Regions from separate parts of the Mus musculus genome. Here region 1 is linked to region 2. Evidence: chromatin loops called from intact Hi-C (ENCODE). Cell type or tissue: heart. All regions are shown on one strand. Each heading gives the region's core, and the rest is flanking DNA. Links, peaks and the distances in the headings are about the cores only.

What was found. Peaks named below come from ENCODE experiments on the same cell type or tissue, not always from the same donor. Only the 100,000 strongest peaks of a DNase experiment are listed, where the experiment ranks them.
Region 1: a loop joins it to region 2, with 7 times the contacts of the local background. A loop is called at or near these places in 16 of 42 quality-filtered maps.

What each region holds. Positions count from the first base shown.
Region 1 is chr10:128,744,067-128,752,387 of GRCm38, forward strand. Pym1 (PYM homolog 1, exon junction complex associated factor) reads left to right here and starts at 4,389. Exons shown (of 3, transcript NM_001170869.2): 1 at 4,389-4,500. The coding sequence starts at 4,467. It overlaps Gm31504 (predicted gene, 31504), which reads left to right and starts at 881. Exons shown (of 2, transcript NR_168573.1): 1 at 881-1,129; 2 at 1,275-1,816. It overlaps Dgka (diacylglycerol kinase, alpha), which reads right to left and starts at 10. Exons shown (of 24, transcript NM_016811.3): 1 at 1-10. In heart, for the core only: CTCF peaks have their summits at 1,132 and 4,643 (motif pointing left); DNase peaks (open chromatin) are centred at 805, 2,395, 3,755 and 4,495; H3K4me3 peaks cover 3,589 bases; H3K27ac peaks cover 2,877 bases.
Region 2 is chr10:128,801,088-128,809,408 of GRCm38, forward strand. It overlaps Tmem198b (transmembrane protein 198b), which reads right to left and starts at 3,360. Exons shown (of 5, transcript NM_178066.3): 1 at 3,146-3,360; 2 at 2,011-2,270; 3 at 849-1,430; 4 at 264-424; 5 at 1-142. The coding sequence starts at 2,185. The coding sequence ends at 8. It overlaps Dnajc14 (DnaJ heat shock protein family (Hsp40) member C14), which reads left to right and starts at 4,467. Exons shown (of 7, transcript NM_001359825.1): 1 at 4,467-4,596; 2 at 5,081-6,533. The coding sequence starts at 5,124. In heart, for the core only: CTCF peaks have their summits at 1,334, 3,135 and 4,532; DNase peaks (open chromatin) are centred at 2,974, 3,104, 3,744, 4,404 and 3 weaker places; H3K4me3 peaks cover 5,731 bases; H3K27ac peaks cover 3,814 bases.

The DNA.
Region 1 (8,321 bases), core at 57-8,056, 57 kb before region 2:
GACGCGGCCGCTGCGGGGCCGCCCAGCTCCTGACGACACACTGCCCGCCCCCGACCCAGCCTGCCCTCCTGCCGCGCCCAAGCCCACCGCTGTTGCCAGCTTTCCAACACAATCTGCTCCGGGCCTTCAGAGTATCTCCAGGGCTCTGGTTTGTGCCACTTTCTCCACTCCTACGCTTCTGTCTTCCCATGCCTGGGGCAGCTCTACTTCTATCTTTCTTTTCTAATTAGTCAAAGCCTCTCCCATCATCCCTTCCCAGGAAAGCCAAGGTAGGGGTCAGGGTGCTGATTGGAACCACCCAGCGACTGGTCAGCAATTGGCCGGCCCTCCAATCTCCAAATCATCACTTTGGACGCGCCTGCCCAAGTCAATGATTCCACATTCAGGAGAACCCAGAGAGGCAAGGCCAGAGTTCCACAATTCACACACAACCCTAGACCTAGGTGCATTTCCTTCTCCACATGGCTTCACATTGCTTGACCCTGCCTGAGATAATTGCCCACCTCTCCTCCGAGTTCCTCAGCTCCGCCTCGGACTTGTCTATGCACAGCCTTTTCTCTCAAAATCCATATCCTTTCCTTAAGACTAGGGTGGAGATTTAGGTGCATAAAACAACGTTTGACTGTGTTCACCTTTTCTTCATACCCAACCCTAGCACTTTACCCTCTGGCCTTGGCAGATGGCACAGAAGTCGTTGGGCAAAGGTAGAGTCTGAAGGCAGAGCCTTTCAGTTCCTCCTACCTGTTATTGGAGCTGTCAGGACTCTTGAAGCAGCATGGTTGGTGTGAGGCTGAACGGAAAGGAGACCAATGAGTGGGGATTTACTGGTAGGGACTGGGGACCCAGGCATCCTGCATCCCCCGCCCCGCCCCAAACCCACGACTAACTCCCTCCTACCCTTCTCTGAAGTAGGAGCAGCACAACAAAGCCTTGTGTTCTTGGAATTGTATCCTCTTACAGCTGGGAATAGAAAGGAGTGGGAGAGCAGACTGCTTGTTGGAAATGTGTGTATATATTCGGGTCCAGTGAGGGTCAGAGAGAGAGAGAGAAGAAAAAAAAAGAAGAGAAAGGAAAAGAAAAGAAAAAAAAAAAACCGAAAGAAACAAAAGGCCCTCTAGTGGAAACAGAAGTAAGTAGTCTTCAAGTATTTGGAGACAAAGCTGTTGAAGCAACTCTCTAGAGTAGTGGGGTTTGCTGCTGCTGTTGTTATTTAAACTTTAGATTCAGATCGGGAGTCGGAGAGTGACCTGTCTCTGTTCTGCTGTCCTTTTCAGGTTTGTTCTGGTTTGCTTGCATCCTGACCCTTCACTGCTTTGTTTTTGTTTTCATTTTTCCTCTTCCTCCTCCATCACTGTCACCACCATGCTGCAGATGAGCTTCAGTGCCTGGAACGTGCTTCTCCGGTGCTGCACCACGGATCTATACCGCTACCCCACACCCTTCTTCTTAACAGTATATGCGTCACCGTTAGCAAAGTCTATCTCCCCTTCCTACATCGCCTCCTTACTCACAGTCCAACAAACGATTTTTTTCCTGAGACAAGATTTTAGTATGTACATAGCCTAGGCTGGCAGTGAAATTGCCATCCTGGTTCAACCTCTCAAGAGCTGGGTTTACCGGGTTTATTGGTGTGTGCCACTCCTGCTATCAACAGACACTTTTGAAGGTCTCTTTATACCTGATCTTGTTCTTAGTTCTTTCTGTAGGATAAGCAAAAACACAAACTGAAGCAAGTGCCTAGATGTCTGTAAAGCTTCCTAGCTCTTGATCACCGTAAACAAAGATTCTGTTTAAATAACACTTGTGTCCCAAACTACTCTTCGAATCAGTTCTTGCATAAAGTCAAAGACTCTCCTACATTAAACAAGCCATAGGTTGGAATATGATTTTTCCAATAAGGAATATGAAGAGAAACTCAGACTTTTATTTTATTTCGGTTTTTCAAGACAGGATTTCGATGTGTCGCCCTGGCTGTCCTGGAACTTACTCTGTAGACCAGGTGGGCCTCGAACTCGAACTCAGAAATCCGCCTGCCTCTGCCTCCCAAGTGCTGGGATTAAAGGGTGTGCCACTGCCTGGCAGGAGCTCAGAGTTACTGTAACATCTTTGTACCTTATTTTGGATCTGTGTTTCGCCATATTCTCAGGTCAGTTGTTGGTGGGGGTGGTGGAAGAAAAGCAAAGAACCATCTACGGAAGAGGTGTTTGATGTCTATAGTTCCAGGTGCTCATCTCTTTAATCAACCACATCATACAAGTCAGAAAGAAAGAAACCACAGTGAACAAAGGGAAAGGAAAAAACAAGCCTGTTTTCCCAGCCTCTTCTTCCTCTGGGTGGGGTTATACATCCGGGGCCCAGGGCTGGGTCCAGGGCCAGTCTACTGAACAGACAATTGAGTTTCACTTCCTGCCAACCTGCAGAGATGGGGGCAGGATGTCTGAGGGGTACAGTGATGGGGAGTGTCCAGAGATTAAAGAGTAAACAGGTCACACTAGTATTTCCCCTCACTGAGCAGGTCCGTGGAGAGCTTTAGAGACCACTCTTGAAAGAGTTCAAGTCATGCACCTCACTAATTTTCAGAGGCACTGTTCCATATTCTCATCTCCTTCTCCTCTTTGAGGAAAGGGTACTAGATAGACAGGACTTAAGTGCAATTGATGAACAAACAGATACGGGCTGGTAGGCTTGGGCCAGAATGGTTGCCTGACTTAATGCTAGCTACACTCTAGGTTCCACTCCCCAGCATCCCTCCCTCCACCATACCCAAATGCAGGAGGAAGCAAAGGCATAGGTGAGGGATTATCACACACACAAAGTGAGGGATTAGAAGTATACATGTAGCCGGGCCGTGGTGGTGTACACCTTTAATCCCAGTACTTGGGAGGCAGAGACAGGCAGATTTCTGAGTTCGAGGCCAGTCTGGTCTACAAAGTGAGTTCCAGGACAGCCAGGGCTATACAGAGAAACCCTGTTTCGAAAAAAAAAAAAAAAAGAAAAGAAAAGAAAGAAGTATACACGTGTAAAAACATGTAGTGCATGCAAATAGCATTAAAGTCATTTTGAGACTTGAATTGAAAGGAGAGAGGTTAAAGCTGGGAGAATTGCAAGGAGGACAATGTGTGAGCTTTTGAAAACTTAGTTGAGGTTCTTATTAGCCTGTTTTGTTTCTTTTTTTTTTTTTTTTTTTTCCTTTTGGTTTTTTTTTTTTTTTTTTTTTTTGGTTTTTCGAGACAGGGTTTCTCTGTGTAGTCCTGGCTGTCCTGGAACTCACTCTGTAGACCAGACTGGCCTCGAACTCAGAAATCCTCCTCCCTCTGCCTCCACTGGGATTAAAGGCGTGCGCCACCACTGCTCGGTTGTTTTGTTTTAAAGTAGAACATATTGTCTACTACTGAAGTACTAATATTTCCCCACTTCTCAATTTGAGAGGCACTGTTGGACGTTAGTGTAAGCCAAAGTTGGGCAATAGAAGAGGGTGAAAGAGTTAAGGAAAAAGCTTTGTAGGAGGAGGGCAGACACCTGAGGAGAGGAGCTTGAGCCAGCACCTTCCTGACAGAAGAGGAAACAAGTTTAACAGGATTTAGCCCCAGAGGAACTAAATTGCTGATGGAGGAGGGGAGGGACCGGACCGGGCTTTGGCGCTCCTTCCAAGAACAAGGCACAACCTAACAAAGGGAGTGGCCTCACTGTCCCGGTAGATTTAAGGGTGGAACTGCTCGCGGTAGCCAAAGCTAATCCGAAGTGTGGGGCGCGGCTAATTAGAATACTGACTGGGTCCGCCCCAAAAGCCTTCACCCCGTGCCCTCTGACCCGAGAGGATCCAGTACTGAGCAGCAGGCCAAGAAGTTACCTCGCCGGCCGCTGAATCCCCAGGGCTGCCCGCCCCAGTTCAGTCATGGAAACCGCCAGCACCCCCGAGGCCACGGGGACAGGTGACCGACTCGCAGTGCGCCGATCTTTGCGCACCCCTTCGTAGGTCTCTGATCAGTTAACCTGGGCGGCCGAGAGTGGTCGGCGTGCCGAGTAGACCTGCCCACTTTTAAGTGTTAGCCCGGGTTTTCGTGTATCCCTGGGGCTTCTTTGCCCATGCCAACACGCGCCCTAGGGTTTGGTGCAGGCGAGGGGCCTTGCATATTCCTTTCCTCTTTTACCAGCTTTCCTGCTGGGTCCCGGTGGGCCTTGAGCCTGCGAGGACTGTCTGGGATAAGGCTTATGCCCAAACTTCTCTCCGAGCCCTAGGGATTGTTTTATATACATCAGGAGGTCAACAGTGGCGTCGGTGGTAGTCTAAGAGCCCATGACTGTGAGCGTCTTACACTCGCCTTTTCCGCCTCCCGCGTCAGAGAAATGGTGCAGTCTCTCTTTAAGATTAAAATGGTGGCTTGCTAGGATGAGGACTCCACTTCCGGCGGGGAGGGGGGCGGGACCCCAGCCCGCTCACGCCGGAAGTGGTTCGGGTTCTCAAGATGGCGACTCCCTATGTAACTGACGAGACCGGCGGTGAGTGCGGGGATCGCGGAGCCGCCTCTCCCGGGATTCTTGGGTTAGGGGTTCGGACTTGGAAAAGGGTTTGTGCCACGCCCATCCCGGGGCTCCTCCTTTGCCACGCCCCCGTACCGCCTTCCCCATTCATTCCTTTTGGGTTGTTACCTGCGCCCCCTTCTGGTCTCGTGTTTTTTGGGGGGGGTCTCTGCTTCCGGTCTCCCAAACCCTGGGGTCCTCCAATGTCCCCTGCTCCGGGACCCTTAGGCGCTTCAGCTCTTTCTAGCTGTTGGAGTCCCGTACCTTTGCAAGGTTCTCCAGCATTATGGGCTCCTGTGCTCAGTTCCCTCCAATTCCAACCCCCTTTCTCCCTCCCCCATTTCTTACTGTTGTACCTGCTCTCTACCCTTCCCTGTTTTCATTCTTTCTCTCCGGGCTGTGTCTGCTGATGATCTCATTGCTACATAGTGCTTTCTTCTTCACTCTTTGCCCCATCTTCATTGGGTGGGGGTGGGGGTGGGTGTCACTGAAATCCAGACGTGTGAAGGGAAGAGGAATTTAACTTTCAACTTGACTTTTCTCCTTGGTGGAGTTTTCCATTTAAAGTGGGAGAAAACAAACAGGAAAGTATCTACTGGCCTTTCTCTCAACGTCTTTGATAATTGATAGAACCCCATGATTTCTTAAAGGTTGAGTAGCACTTCAGTCGAGCTGTCTGAAATGTTGGAAGTCAGCTGTTTGTGTGTGAAGCTGAGAATCGGTTTTATGTTTTTGTCTTGTTTGTAGTTGCCTTGTCTTTAGGATAATGTGCAATATTGACTTCGAGATGATCAAATAGATATTTGGAAGACGTAGTGCAAGTACCCGGTGACTGTTTTTGTAGCCTTCATCTTGGTCTTCATATGTGACTAGGGTTTTGTAGAAGTGATCCTGTGATTGTGCGGTAATGCACGGTGTGTTTTAAAATGTGCCATTTATGCTTCTTGGTTTGCTTTAAATGTTCCTTATTAAAATTAAAAGCATGAGCCACTGTGCCCAACCTTTAAAAAGCAACTTTCATCTTTAACACTCCAATCCCCAGATGTGATCTCACTATGTGGCCCTGGCTGGCCTAGAGCTCACTGTGTAGACCAGGCTGGCCTTGAACTCATAGAGATCCACTTACCTCTGCTTCCCAAGTTGTGGGATTAAAGGCGTCTAATACCATGACAGGCAGTTTGCAGCTTTTAATGTGTACCTTCTTATTCTTTTTATATTCCATCTGGCCCCTGCCCTGCTATAGAGATAGTTTCTGTTCTTTGTGGCTCTGTAGAAGAGGAAAATAAGCTGTTCTTTTGCCTCTCTGCTTTTCAAATGCAATTTTAGCAAAACGGCAGTGTTCCTATCTACTGCCCACAGATTATGTTTTTTTGTTTGTTTTTTTAAAAGACTTATTTTGTGTGTGTGAATGTTTTGCCTGTGTGTATGTCTGTGCGTCATTTGTGTGGTTGGAGACCACAGAAGTCAGAAGAGCTATTAGATCTGAGGCTGGAGTTTGAGCTGTAGGCCACTATGTCGGTGCTGGGAATCAGACCCCCAAGTCCTCGGTCCACTGCAGTAGCCACTCTTAACCTCTGAGCCAACTCTCTAGCCCTTTTGTTTTTATTTTTGTTATTCTGTCTGTAGCAGCTTGGGAATGCTCTGAACCCCCTCGTTCCTGAGCACGAGATCATTGACGTACCTTTGTATTTTCAGCTACACCTCAGGATTACTACAACCTGGACTTCATCTGTGACACATTTCCTTTCAGGTATTCCCCTTCGCTTTAGCCTCCTTACCAGTCGCCATTTGACAGTCTCAAATCCACAGAGGCAGCTTTTTGCCCTCTTTAGGTTTTCTGGTTGTGTGTGTGGGTGTGGGTGTGGGTGTGAATGCGTGTACTTGTCTGTGTGCACGTGCATGCATGTGGAGGCCAGATGTTGATGTCAGGTGTCTTCCTTGACCACCCCACTTCACCACCACCACCACCTTATATCTGACAGGATCTTTCACCTTAACCCAGAGTTTGGTGACTCAGCTAGTCTAGATAGTCAGGGTGCTCCTGGGATCCTGTCTCTGTCTCCCAAGTGCTGGGATTGTAGGCATGCCACCAGCCCACAGGTGTGAATGTGGATGGATGCTGGTGATCTGAGTACTGGTCTTTATATTAATGTGGCAAGTGTTTTAACTTCTGAGCCATATTAGCCCCCTCTTCTCTCTCTCTTTTTTTTTTTTTTTGTTTTTGTTTTTGGGTTTTTTTGTTGTTTTTGGCTGTTTCAGATAGTCTCTTGCAGTTCAGGCTGGCCTTGAACTCCTGTTCTTCTTGTCCCCGCCTCCTAAGCCACCTGCATTGCAGGTATTTAGTTCAGAACTGCATGTGGCTGTCTTTGTCTTGAATGATATTCATCAACTCTTTTCTTGGCTACTGATTTTAGACTCTAAGAAAAGAAAATCGGAAGTTAGAAGATTCAGTCTCGTGTTAACTTCTGTCAATATTACAGCTTTTTGCCAATTCCTGCTTCCTGGAAGCCTAAATTCTTTTATGACTATTTTACAAGACTCTATCATTAGCCCTTTAATTCCTCCTTTTGTGGCAAATACCCTTACTTTATATTTCATTGGAAAATTAGGGCCTGTCATTTCTGTTTTCTTAGCCTCAGCCAGGTGTCTGTCACTCTCCTCCCTCCCGTCAGGATTTCACATCAGCGGCTTGAGCACTGGGATTATAGATGTGGGTTGCACTGTTTAAGTCCAGATTTTTGAATATTGGGTCTCGATAGTCTGTTGCTAGACTGTGGTTGTTATCCCTAGCGCTTCCTTCCTCTTCTGTGTTGCTTATTCCTTCTTCTTTCCTAATGCTGACTGTCTTAACTCTGGGCTGGGCTGTCACCTTTCAGATTCACCTTTTCTAATCCTTCCATTGTTATTTCCTGTCATGGGTATCATTTTCTAGCCATCTCTAGAGCAACTTTTTTTTTTTTTTTTTTTTGTCCCTTTTTAAGACTTTGGATTTTATTTATTCTGAAACAGTGAGATGGTATAGATTTGGCTTTTTAGATTTTTAGAACAATTGAGAAGATGTTTCAAAGAATTTCTTTTTTAAAATATTTATTTATTTATTTATTTATTTATTTATTATATGTAAGTACACTGTAGCTGTCTTCAGACACTCCAGAAGAGGGCATCAGATTTTGTTAAAGATGGTTGTGAGCCACCATGTGGTTGCTGGGATTTGAACTCAGGATCTTTAGAAGAGCAGTCGGCGATCTTAACTGCTGAGCCATCTCACCTCAAGGAATTTCTATATACCTCATATTTTTCCTTTTTACTAGCATTTTGTATTGATAAAGTATATTTCTTACTGTAAACTAATCAGTATCAGTACATTATTATTAGTTAAAGTCATAGGTTATTCAGGGCAGGCATGGTGGTTCATACCTGGGTTCCTAGAACTTGGGGAGGAGAGACAGAAATCCTACACTTTGAGGCCAGCCTGGGTTACATAGACCGTGTCTCCAAAAAACCCAAATTATTGAAACTTCCTTAAGCTGAGGGTGATGGCCCAGGTCTATAATCCCAGCACTTAGAAGGTAGAGACAGTCTTATCTCTTGAGTTTAAGGACAGCTTGGTCTACACTGTCAGAGAAAGAGAGAGAGAGAGAGAGAGAGAAGGAAGAAAGACCTTTCATAATTTTTTTCTGATCCAGGATCTCATCTAGCATGCCATCACATGTAGGTCTCATGCCTCCTTAAAGAATTTCTCACACTTTTCTTGCTCTCAATCATCTTTATGGGCTTTTTTGTGGGGGTGTACAGGTGTA
Region 2 (8,321 bases), core at 16-8,015:
GTTAGGCTCAGGTCTGGTCAGAGTGAGGTGTGGTAAGCAGGCCAGTGGAGCTGCAATCAGAATCCAGGTCCAGGATAGTGTGGGTGCCTGGGGCCTGGGTGCCTGGTACCAGCTCATACTCTCGAAGACTCTGGAGATAACTCTAATTGGATACAGGGTGGAGAGGGTAGAAAAAAGGTTCTGGGTCAGAGCCCCCAGCTCATCCTGGCCATCACTTGGTCACCCCCTTACCCCCAACAAGGGTGTCTCACCCTCCTACTCACTGGAGCTGGACTGTGAGCAGGGCTCCGGATATTGGGGGTAAGCTGGTTCCGATAGCTGCCTCCACACAGTCCTGTCCCAGAAGAGTTCCGATGCCTCTTAGCCTCTTGCTGCTGATGGATCCGAAGGAGCTGGAGATGCCTTTGCTGGTGGCTCAAGATCACTGTTGGGGAGGAGGCAATACAGATTCAAGGGGGATTCTTTAGGCCCCGAATACCAACCCCCAAAAGAACCATGCACCACAGAAGTCCACTTGACCTTACTGCTGTGGGTCTCTCAAGCCTCACCTTCCCTTCGGTTGTCAGATTTTCTTCTACATTTTTCTCCTATCCTTCTCTGGGATTCCTCTGCCCTCTCATAACAGTCTTGAAATAACTGTGCTCTGCATCACCTGGCGATTTTCCTTCTCATTCTACCCAGACTTCCTTTGGCTAGTTCAGCTTTAACTTTCCTTCAGTGCCCTGCCCTGTTTGATGTGGGATCCTCCCCAGTCCTCATCTCTCCATCTTTCCCTCCCCTCAAGTATAGAATCCGGGGACAGAAGCAGGGGCAGGCTGGCTGCTTTTTGTACCACAGCACTAACTCACCATTGGTGCGGCTCCCACGTTCCTCAGCCATGAGTTTCCACTGGGCCAGTGTCCCAAGAGCCCCCAAGACTGGCCAGGTTCCCAGCAAGACCCAGCTATACCAGCAGAGAGGAAGCAACTCTGGAAGTGCCTGCAGGCGTTCACCCAGTCTAGTGCCCAGTGCCAGTCCTTCCAGGAAGTAGTCAGCACAGGCCACCAGCACCGCAGCACCTAGCAGTGCTGTGCCCAGGACTGTGAATGGACGTGGCCACCGAAGTGTGAGCAGGGCTCCCAGCAGTGCCAGCCCCATCAGTCCGCCGACCGGCACCCAGGCTGAATGCGGCTGGTAGATGGGTTCAGTACCCAATAAGGTTCCAACACCCAGGGTCAGACCTAGCAGGAGACCGGTCAGAAAGAGCCCGACACTGCGGACCAGCATGGTGACCAGGCCGCAGAGGAGTCCGATGCCCAGTGCTATGCCTGCGCTCACCTCCAGGCTCAGCTGTGTCTCTAGCACCCGCTCTTTATGGCACAGGAGGAAGATCACCAGGGCTCCTGACAGCAGACCCGAGAGAAACATCACTGCCTTGAAGCAGCGGTAGCCTGGGGAGGGAGGCAGGAGGCATTGAGATACAGAAAGGGGGTCCTACGTATTGGGAGAGGAACAGCTAACCAGGGAGCAGAAGCCAGGTACAGCACACCGTGGCAACCTCAAGGAAAGGGGAAAGAGAAGTGTAAGCCCAGTGATAGAAGGAGGGAACTCAGAAATTCCGAGGGGATAGGTAGAGAAACCAGGAGGCAGAGTGGATGCACTGTGGGAAAAAAGCAGGACAGCATCTAGGTCCTCTAGGTACATGGGAAATCACCACAGACTGATTCAGATTCTGGGGAGAGTTGAAATCTCCGGTGGGAGGGATAAACTAGGAATGGAATTCTGAGGTAGGAGACAGAGGAAAAGCCCATAACGGAGGCAGAGGTGAGAGCCAGAGGGTACGGTACGGGCAAACAGAATAATGGGAAGCTGGGAGAGGCAGGATGGAAAATTCTGAAGGTAGGCATCTCCTAACAGAGGAGGTGAAGTGGCCTGGGAGCGAGGAAGACATTTGGCATCATTCTTGAGGGTAGCAGTGTTGGGAAGCTGCCCCTGCCCCCCACCCCATCCCCAGGCCCTGCCCTTTCTCACCAAAGCAGCAGTAGATGATTCCGAAGCAGCAGCAAAGGGCACACACAAGGGCAGGGGCCAAGTCGAGGCTGTCCTGGGGTTCCAAGACACATCTCGGGGCTGGGGGCTCTGGGAGTTGTTGGTTAAAGGGCCTTGGGTGAGATGTTATAGTCAGAGGCAATGAGGCTTTTTCCATGGTAGAAGAGAAGGTGGTCACAGAATGGAAGGTTAGAGAAATCTCCTTTCATCCATCCATAGCTAACTGGCAGGGGCTGGTAAACCTGGAAGAGAATAGAAAGCAGAAACCACAAATCTTGGGGATTCTGTACTTCCATTTCTTTTGAAAAAATGACTTGTTCCAACTAAAAAGCAATTCCTCTCATCTGCAGTTGGAATTCAATACTAAGCCCGGTTGAACCAGACCGAGTAGGGTTAATAACGTGGGAGAGGAAGGAAGAGGAGAGGATGAGTCACCTTAGGGTCTCAGAACAACTGCTTACCACCCTGAAGGGCTGAGGAGAGCAAAGGGGTGGGATTGCTTCCTTAGACCTCCAGCTTCATCCAGCTCCCAGAGGTCCTAGGCACGGGGGTGGCCATCGGCTCCCCAGGCCTGGAGTTGCTCTCTAAACTCCTGAAAGTCGGAGCCCAAAACCTGTAAGCTAAATGCAACCCCCAAGGAAGAAAGGGAACAGACATTTAAAAGTTTCAAATAAGGACTTAAAGAGTCACCCAGTCAGCCTCTGTCCGGATTTTGAAGTCTTGGCTTCATGCCGAGATGGAGTGGTTGGGGAAAGCCGAATACAGCCAGTCCAAATCCCATCGCCCTACATGGAGTAAGCAGGCGCCTTGCCCACAGATAATCTCCTCACATCTTGGTATCCACTTGCTACTAGCCTCAGACTCACACGGGAATTGTTCCACCCACCCTCTCATCCAGGCACGCCTGGGCTGCCAATGGGATTTGATGCTGATCCTGAAGGATCACTGACGATGAGAGGTTGGCATTGCGGGAGTAGGGTGGTGCGGATGCACTTTCCTTCTGCCGTCTTTAGGGTACTGAGGCTGAAGGACTGGAGACCTCCCGGGGCTCTTCTCAATCGCTTAAGAGTTTGGGACGCAAAACAAGGAGAGACCAGGAAGGGTGTTAACTACTCACCACCCTGCAGGGCTGAGGAGAGCAAAGGGGTGGAATTGCTTTCCTAGACCTCCAGCTTCATTCCAGCCCAGAGGTCCTAGGCACACGGGTGGCTGTTGGCCGCAGGCACCCCCTTGGGCTACTGTGCTCTGTTGCTCCCTAAACTCAGGCAAGTCGGAGCCCAAACCCAGGGAGCTAAATGCAATTAGCTTGGGGGCGGGGGTGTGTGTGGGGGAAGGAGACAGGGAGTGTGTATGGGGTGGGGGGGGGGGAGGATGACATCACGGGGCGGGCCCCCTCAATCTTTACCTCTGTCTGTGGGGGAACCCAGGCTACCCACTTCTCTAATCTAGGAGGAGGGACGCCCCCTAACCATAGCAATGAAGAGTTTTGTGACGCCCATCAAGACTAAGACGGAAGGTCTCTGAATGCTAAGGAGATTAATTACCAACTTAACGTTTTCAAAGCCCAAATAGGGTCCCAAAGCACCCGCTGGTCCAACTTGGTTTCTTCCACTTCCCAGAGAATTGGAGTATTGTCTTCTGGGGAACCGGGTGGTCGGGAGCCGGAGAAGGGTTTTTAACTAGTGCTGGGTGGGGGTGTTCATGGGTGGAAAAAAAAACTTGTGGAGCAAGACGGGCCTGGCAGGGACACTGGCAGAACTGTAAGGCTTTAAAGGAGTGCAGACGAGAGGTTCCATCAGGGTCTGCGTAGGGGTTGGGGAGCGTGCTGGCTTCGACCCAAAGCTTACTATGTAAATGAGATGCAAAGCAGCACGCAGATGAGTGCGGGGTTCTGTTACGCTGGACTAGGTTCTGAGCTCCGTGGAACCAGGTACCCCTAGCCGCATTCCCTGGCCCGGCCCTTACGCCGCGTTCACAGGGGGCGGATCGGCGGCGTGGAAGCTCGCCAGTTGGGTCCAGGAGAAGTGTCGCGTCTCTTTAGGGGGCTAGCTAGTCCGGGACACACACTTCTCCGCAACCTCTTGGCTGGACAGCCGACAGGGAAGGGTCTGGGCGAGCAGGGTCGCTGGCTCCTCTGCGTGCCCTGGGTGTCTGTCTGCACGCCAAAGACGGTGTGTGCTTCGGCAGCCGCCCTTCATCTCCGTTTCAGCAGCGACGACGAGGAGTACAGTTCGCAGGCTTCAGCTCGCTTACGGCGGGACCTGCGTGGAGGCGGAGGGCCCTTTAAGGGGTGGGGCCGGATGCTCTAGCACCGCCTCCTCGATTGACTCCGCGCCCGCCGCGCAAGTGAGAGCCTCGGCTAAGCGCTTTTCTCTTCCCTTCGCGACCTTTTCCCCCCCCCCGGTGACCCCGGAAGTGGAAGTAAGCGGCCGTGGCGGGGACGGAAGGCGGAAGCGGAGCGTGAGCGGGAGGCGGAGCCGGGGGAGCTGCTCCTGTAGCTCCCCCTGGCAGCTCCCCCTGGCCTCAGGCGCAGCTGCTTGAGGAGGGAGGAGTTACCGCTGCTGCTCGGTACGTCGCCTTCGCCCCTGGTACCCCGTCGGTGGGTTCTCGGGTAATCTTTTGCAGGGGCACCTCGAAGCTCCGCCCTCAGCTTTTCCTCTAGCCCTGCACGGTCCCCACCCTTTTCTGACAGATTGCGGCCTCCCTCTTTCAGGCAGTCTTTTTTTTTTTTCCTAAGAGTTACCCCCCCACCCCCCCGCCGCCCCGACCACACCCTTTGCGGCACCCCCCCTCCCCCCCATTTCTCAGATTGAAGATTGTTAGCTTCTTGGAGGAAGAAGAAAAAAAAATTAAGATTTCGGGAGTAAGGGGGTTTCTGAGGTCCGGGTTGGTGCAAGCAGGTTTGTGGTCTGCCTAACTCACGTTTATTGTTAGGGATAGCGAATTTGAGCTAACACTGCCTGGGGAGTGGGTACATTGAATATGTCATTTTGAGATTGTTTAACTCTTGGTTCTATCCTTGACCATTCCCAACTTGATATCTTTGTTACAGGCAATGATGGCAGTGACCTAAAATCCTCAGGAAGCCCGGGGTCATGGCCCAGAAGCACCCGGGAGAAAGAAGGTTGTGTGGAGCCCACCGCAGTGGTGGTACCTCCCTCAGTACATCAGGATCCTCTGTGGACCCCGAAATACTTTCATTCTCAGGACTCAGGGACTCAGCAGAGACTGCTCCTAATGGTACACGATGCCTCAAAGAGCACTCCGGCCCTAAGTACACACAGCCTCCAAATCCAGCCCACTGGTCAGATCCAAGCCATGGTCCTCCAAGGGGTCCAGGACCACCTAGAGGAGGAGGCTACCCTGATGAGAGCGAGACAGGTTCAGAAGAGTCAGGAGTGGACCAGGAACTCTCAAGAGAGAATGAGACTGGGTACCAGGAGGATGGGAGTCCTTCTTTTCTTTCCATTCCATCTGCTTGTAACTGCCAGGGAAGCCCTGGAGTCCCCGAAGGAACTTACTCCGAGGAAGGAGATGGCTCTTCTAGCAGCCTTTGCCACCATTGCACCTCTCCAGCCTTGGGGGAAGATGAAGAGTTGGAAGAAGAATATGATGATGAGGAACCTCTTAAATTTCCCAGTGATTTTTCACGTGTGTCCAGTGGAAAGAAACCCTTGTCCCGGAGGCAGAAGCACCGTTTTCTGATCAAGGAGGATGTTCGGGATAGTGGACGCAGAGAACCCAAGGCCCCAGGTCGTCATCGGCTGGCCCGAAAAAGAAGTCAGACAGATAAGCGCAGAGGCCTGGGACTGTGGGGAGTAGAGGAACTATGTCAGCTTGGACAAGCAGGCTTCTGGTGGCTGATTGAACTTCTGGTATTGGTGGGAGAGTATGTGGAAACCTGTGGCCATCTCATTTACGCATGCAGGAAGCTGAAAGGCAGTGACCTGGACCTTTTTCGAGTCTGGGTGGGGGTCTGGGCCAGGAGACTGGGGGGCTGGGCCCGCATGATGTTCCAGTTTCTAAGCCAGAGCTTCTTCTGTGTGGTGGGGCTGCTCATCCGTATTCTTAGGGTAGTGGGTGCTTTCCTACTCCTGGCTCTCGCCCTCTTTTTGGGATGTCTACAATTGGGCTGGAGGTTTTCGGTGGGACTGGGCAACCGGTTAGGCTGGAGGGATAAGACCGCTTGGCTGTTCTCTTGGCTGGGTTCTCCAGCCTTGCATCATTGCTTGACTCTGCTGAAAGATAGCAGGCCATGGCAGCAGCTGGTAAGGTTAATACAGTGGGGCTGGCAGGAGCTGCCCTGGGTCAAACAGAGGACTAAGAAACAGGGCAATGCACCTGTAGCTAGCGGGCGATACTGCCAGCCTGAAGAGGAAGTGACCCGACTCTTGACCATGGCTGGGGTTCCTGAAGATGAACTAAACCCTTTTCATGTGCTGGGGGTTGAAGCTACAGCATCCGACACTGAACTAAAGAAGGCCTATAGGCAGCTAGCAGTAATGGTGAGTATCCTTTGCTGCTTCCTGTTGCTCTTTCCCCATATTTTCTGTTCCAGTTTTTAGGGAGTGTAGAGTCAAGGGAAGGTGAAGGATTTCCTTTCTTTGTTTTGTTTTTGAGTTAGGGTTTCACCTTGTAGACAGACTAACCTGGAACTCATGATTTCTCCTGGCTCCATCTGTGAGTGCTGTGACTTACAGGTTTTGCCACTATACCTAGCTAAGGGTAGCATTCTTGGGAAAGAGTTATAAAGGCGTTTCTCTGACTAGGAATTTGACTTTTCTCCATCTTAAGTCTTTTGTCGTAAGGTCTTTTTTGGGGGGAGGGGGTGTAATATAAAAGGAAGGGTTGGACTTACTCTGCAGCAGCTAAGTGCAGCTCCTTTCCTTAGGGTCGGGAAGAGCCTAGTCAGACAGCCCCTTAGTTGCTATCACCTGAACAAAGGGATATTTGTTTTGTTTTGGGACATGGTTTTGCAGACTAGCTCCAGCTAGCTTTGAATTTGTGATCTTCCTGCTTTTGATTGGGAAAGGCTGGGCTCACACATACAGCACCATGAATGGTAAGGGAGGAATTTAAAGAAAATATCTTTTTTTCCCCTTTTTTTAAAGATTTATTTTGTTGATATGAGTACACTGTCGTTGTCTTCAGACACACCAGAAGAGGTCATCGGATCCCATTACAGGTGGATGTGAGCCACCATGTGGTTGCTGGGAATTGAACTCAGGGCCTCTGGAAGAGCAGTCAATGCTCTCAACCACTGAGCCATCTCTCCAGCCCCCAAGAAACTTTTTATTGATTCTTTGTGAGTTTCACATTCTGTGCCCCAGTCCCACTCATATCCCTGTGTGCTCTTGAAGCTTCTCACCTAAAACACACCACATGCGCGCGCGCACACACACACACACACACACACACACACACACACACACGCACACGCACGCACGCACGCACGCACGCAAGCACGCACGCATATGCACGCACACGCACCCTAAACAAAACAAAGCATGGAAAATGTCTTGTCATGGAAGTTGTAGTGTGTTGTTCACAGTGTCCCACACTATACACCTCCAATCACACATCTTCACTTGGAAAAGTTCATTGTAGTGAGTTTGGTTTGAGGTCTCTGGCTTTTGTGACACCACCAATATTGAATCCTCACCGGGATCCTTCTGGTTATCCTGTCACTTGGTGTCATGAGGATCCTCCTGCTTTGGATCAGCATGACCAGCCTTTTTATGTGCCCCAACAGTTCATAGATGATGTAAATTTTGGACTGTATCAACTCAAAGTCCTGCATCTGAGCCTGAGTACCACTCAGGTACCCAGGGCCTCTGGGTGACCTCCTCTGTCCATACCGTATGGCGTGGGCTTCTGTGTGTCTGTGGCCCGCCAGCGCTGCATGGTGGAGGGCAGCTCTCTGGGCATCTTCCCAGCCCCTGTGTGGCAGTCAGCAGGTCTTTGAATGTCTACTGTCTAACCACTGCCACCAGCACAGTCCTGGGATACTGTGATGACTTCTTTGTCACTGACCTCAGTACTGCAGCCAGAGGTCTCAGCCCAAAGCAAATCAGGGAGAAATCTATCTTTCTTTCTCTCTCTCTCTCTCTCTCTCTCCCTCTCTCTCTCTCTCTCTCTCTCTCTCCTTCCTTCCTTCCTTCCTTTCTTTCTTTTGGTACTTTCTTCATTCACATCTCCAGTGCTATCCCAAAAGTCTCCCACACCCTCTTCCCCCCCAGGAAGAAATTATCTTTTTAGGTTTATTTATGTGTATGAGTGTTTACTTCAACACA